Linked DNA regions of Homo sapiens: region 1 is linked to region 2. Evidence: read pairs that join two places in POLR2A ChIA-PET (ENCODE). Cell type or tissue: GM12878. All regions are shown on one strand.

What was found. Peaks named below come from ENCODE experiments on the same cell type or tissue, not always from the same donor. Only the 100,000 strongest peaks of a DNase experiment are listed, where the experiment ranks them.
Region 1: POLR2A ChIA-PET joins it to region 2 with 6 read pairs; 2 of 35 experiments call an interaction of 5 or more read pairs at or near these places.

What each region holds. Positions count from the first base shown.
Region 1 is chr2:8,847,657-8,850,156 of GRCh38, forward strand. No RefSeq gene overlaps it. Among named protein-coding and RNA genes, the nearest start is that of KIDINS220, 11 kb to the left of the region's middle. In GM12878, no CTCF peak of the experiment used is centred here; no DNase peak of the experiment used is centred here.
Region 2 is chr2:8,983,131-8,985,630 of GRCh38, forward strand. All of the region lies in intron 1 of MBOAT2 (membrane bound glycerophospholipid O-acyltransferase 2), which reads right to left. Among named protein-coding and RNA genes, the nearest start is that of MBOAT2, 19 kb to the right of the region's middle. In GM12878, no CTCF peak of the experiment used is centred here; DNase peaks (open chromatin) are centred at 1,131 and 1,949; H3K4me3 peaks cover 1,322 bases; H3K27ac peaks cover 1,407 bases.

The sequences.
Region 1 (2,500 bases), 140 kb before region 2:
GTCAGTTTTTCTGTGAGCAAACTTGACTCAGAAAGTCAGATGATAAGTCAGACAGGCTGTTTCCTTATATTGGGTATATCCTGAATTATTCCACTGTCTACTTTTCTATTATTCTGGACAAAGTTTTAATTTTTTTCTGTTTATGTTCCTCCTGTCCCCCTGGAAAAAATTTTTCGGGAAACTACCGTGCACCAGGGTCAAGGAAGAGAAGTACATATCATGGCCCCCGTGTCTGGAATTTGCTTACCGCTTCAGTCTACAAATGTAACTTGACAGCTCATTTTCTGTCTTGATGGGTTGCAGTAGGGTTCGTGCACATGCGGCTTATTTAATCTGCATATTAACTACATCTATCATTTTGCTTTTGTCTTGCTGTCGTCCTTTTAATTAAACTTAGGTCCAGCCTGGGCAACATGGCAAGGCCCCGTCTCTACAAAAAATTAAAAAATTAGCTGGGTGTAGTGGTGCACACGTGTAGTCACAGCTACCTGGGAGGCTGGGGTGGGAGGATTGCTTGAGCACGAGAGGTCGTGGCCACAATGAGTCGTGTTCTTGCCCACTGCACTCCAGCCTGGGTGATAGAGTGAGACCCTGTTTCATAAACAAAACAAAACAAAAAATGTTAAGTGTAACAGGAAAAGAGAGGAATCGAAAATATGTTCAATCCAAAATGAAGTTCACAAACTTACTTTGTAAAATATATCTCCATCTTTTTTTTCTATCGATAGAAAAATGATTAGAAAGAAATCTACCAAAATGTTAAAGTTGTTTATCAGTGTTAGGACAACGGATCAGTGAAGAACTAGGAAACGCTGCACCAACAATCATGTGCTCCTGACATTTTATCCCCTAAGGAATGTGGACCCATAAACTGCTTGAATGTGTTTTACTGCCCAGGTCATGCCTAATATAAACATCAGGGAGGGAGTCACCAATTCGTGTGTGTGGTGAACCGATTAATTCCTAATCTGAGGGTTTAGGTGAAAAATATTTAATCTTGTCCACAGGACACTTTCAGTCTTAGTATTAAGCTTTTTTTTTTTTTGCCTTACTGCAAATTTTCTAAAATTCATCAAATTTCACAAAATTCTGTGGTTTGTGTGAATATGAAATGTATTTAAGAAGTATAGGTTATTTCAGTTTAGCAACTGTTTAACAATGACTGATTTTCTAAGTGATTCTGCTTACACCCAATTCCAATGTATGTGTTTTAAGTGTTTCTCATGCTTTCAACATAGCCTCAAGGTCCTAAACATGTTGACAAAATGTGGCCGGCTACCATGAATCAGTGTAGAGACTTTGGGAACTGTATCTGCACATCAGCTATAACTAGTGGCTAGTAATGAAGGCCCTTGGCAACAGAAGTCCCATAGCTGAGTGAATTAAGCTGAAGTAAACGTTAGATAATTCATGAGTTTGTAGACTGTTCTATATTGAGTACTCTATCTCCTTCTTTGGTTGTGAAGTACTTTTTGACTTTCTACAAACATATATATTAACAATGACAACACCATGTGGTTAGTGTAAGCCACACATGAGAATACTGAGCAGAGAACTTGTGTCTGGAAGACACAGGAAAAGCTGCCTGGAGAAAAACACCTTCTCTTTGAATGCTTAACATGCATCATAGTGCTTGGAGCATAGTACCAGTTCATCGAACGTTTCCTGATTAGTGACAAGGAACCTGAATCCTGGTGATGAAGCTGGAGCCAGCCAGGGAGGAGGGGTGGGGTGGATGTGGGGAGGAGGGGAATTTTGGGTAAATGGAGCAGCAGACACACAGGCTAGGAGGCAGGAGCAAGTCAGACAGTGGGGCAGGTCCAGCTACTCCGCATGGCTGGAGGATGAGAGTGAGCATGTGTGTACTGGCAGGGCAGCAAATCAGAGGGAAACATGACGAAGCAAAGGCAAGCAGCTGCCAGACCACAAAAGTCTTTTATGTCACATTAAAAGTTTGCATTTATCACAAGCATTTCAGAGGAAGTTTCACCTTTTTTTTTTCTTTTTTGAGACAGGGTCTCGCTATGTTGCCCAGGCTAGAGTGCAGTGGCGAGAACACAGCTCAACCTCCTGGGCTCAGGCGATCCTCCCTGCTCACACTCCTGAGTAGCTGGGACCACAGGCACACACTACCAGGCCTGGCTAATTTATTTTTTGTAGAGACAAGGTCTCACTATGTGCCCAGGCTGGTCTCGAACTCCTGGGTTCAAGTGATCCTCCTACCTAGGCCTCCCAAAGTGCTGGGATTACAAGTGTGAGCCACTGCGTCCAGCCCAGTTTCACTTTTGAAGCAAAATTAAAAAAATATCTTTAGAAAGATGACCCCATTCTGTATTGTAGAGAATGGACTGAAGGAAGGCATGACTGGAGAATGGAAGTCCGGTTAGGAGGCTGTTCCTATAAACTAGATGAACAATTGGGAGGGAGGGCAATGAGATGGAGTCGGTTATCTGGGGGGTGGGCACACAGGGTTGATGAGGTCAAGATGGTACACAGGTCT
Region 2 (2,500 bases):
TGAGGTCCTGGCTGCATCTAGAGCTTGATCCAAATTATATGATACAGATATGAAATCATATGATACAGATGTAAAATACATATTTTCACAAATACATATTGTATTTTCATTACAAATATATCTAAAGTAAGGAAGAATAAAACTGCACACAGATTAGCTAAAATGGAAATTTCTTAGGTGAAATGCACCAATTCCATACTCGAACTACTATAACTCACCCAATATGAAACAGATAATTTAAACAGCCCTGTAACTGTTAACGAAACACTTTGGAATTTAAAATCTAGAAAAAAACATCTCTAGGCCCAGATGGTTTTACTGGAGAATTCTATCAAATGTTTAAAAAAGAATTAATACCAGTTTTACACAGTCCCTTCCAGAAAACAGAAGAGGAAGGAATATTTCTCAATTCAATAAAGGGAGTGTTCCAGACTTAAGGAGACTAAAGAGACATGCGAACTAAATGCAACCTATGATTCCAAACTGGACCCTGTTGCTAAAAAGGACTTGATGTGATAACTGGTAAAACTTTAAGTCTGAAGATTGGATGATAGAAATTTACTACTTTCCTAATTTTGATGGTCATTTTGAGATTACACAGAAGAATGTCCTTTTTTGTAGGAAATATCACAAAAGTATCCAGAAGTGATGGAGCAGTGAGTCAGCAACTTACTCTCAAATGGTTCAGGAAAACATTCTCTAAATTGTACTTGGAACTTTTCTGTGAATTTAATATTGTTTTAAAATAAAGAAAAATTATTTCTGAAAAAGATAATATAGGAAGATATCTTTACAATCAATCTCAGCATACAGAAGACTTTCCTAAACTAGGTACAAAAATATCACAAATCATGAATAAAATGTTACAATTTCAATCACATGGAAATTAAGAACTATGAATAGAATATTATTTAGCTTTTACAAGGAAAGAAATTCTGACTTTTATGAGGTCCCATAACATACCTCACATGTGAAAACATAAATGAACCTTGAAAACATATGCTAAGTGAAATTAAACCAGTCACAAAAAGACAAACACTATAGGTTTCCACTTACACGAAGTATCTAGAACAGTCAACTTCACAGAAACAAAAGGCCAGGGGTTGGGGTGAGGGGAAAATAGGGAGTTGCTTAATGAATATGCAGCTTCAGTTCTGCAAAATGAAAAAGTTCTGGGGATCTACTGCTCAACACTGTGAATATACTTATCACTACTGAGCTGTGTGCACTTAAAGATGGTTACGATGGCAAATTTCATGTTTATTACCACATACATACATACGTTTGTGGTTAACACTACGAAGAAAGCAAGGAAATGATTAACACAATATTCCAGAAGTCATTCCTCTCTGGGATGGGGTCTAGAAAGGGCATGCAGGGAGCTTAAAAGGGTGTTCCTTAAGTGGGAGCGCAAGTGGCTTTCATCATCCTCTAAAAGCATACATTCTCTTGCAAATCTAATTTCCCAAATCAACTCCCCAGAAAAGGGAGGATGTACTAGTACAGAAAGCTCTAAAAATAAATAAAGAACTAGGGGGGAGGGAAGGGAAGAGAAAAAACCATAAATTCTTCCAATATTATTAACTTAAAATTCTCTTTTCTGAATAATAATCAATTTCCACAACAACTTAAAGTTATAAGTGGTATTGGCCAAATTTTATTTAATTTTACATAACTACCTTTTAAATAGGGAGCCAAATAATATCAATCCTTCAGCCTCCCTATCTTCATTACCAAAACAGGAGGAGTCAGACAGGAAAGCCAGTCGCCCCCAATGGTCTGAACAAGGGGAAGCAGAAAGAGGGGCTGAGGGCCAGTGTTCTCCTGGAGAAAGAGAAAGAAAAGCTGGCGGCTACACAGAATGCAGCTTGTTCAGAGGCCTCCCACTCCTGACTAGTTTCCCTCTAAGAAAAAAATGTAAGGCTCAAAATATATGCATATAGTTCCTCAGGGGAAAAAAAAAACTAAAATGTCTAGTTCCTTTTCTCAACGGCTTTAAGATATGCAAATCAAATTCTTCATCTTCCACTGCTCAACTGGCTATATTAGCTGAGAGTTAGGTCAGACACAGACAGGTCACACTGATGCTGATTGAAAAATGATCTACCTTTTACCGTTTTTTCACAATGCTTTCAGGGGAAAAGAAAGTTTGATTTAAATTTTTTTCATCATTCGAATCAAATTACCACAGGTTCTTTATTCTATCAAACTAACTTCTTATTCTGAAAATACATGGAATTCTTTAAAGATAAAATGTGTGACCCCCAAATAGAATATTGAGACCTAATCTATACCGGAACTCCAGACTCACATCTTCAATGGTCTACATGTTTATACCTCAAAGTCTAACAAACATCTGAAACTTAACACAGCCCAAAGGAAAACCTTTCATATCCACCCTTCCCATGCTCCAAAAGCCACTTCTTTTCCAGTCCTCCCCGCCCTGTCCCCTAGCTTCCCATAATTATCTGCCCTAGCTGCTTAGGCCAAAAACTTAGGA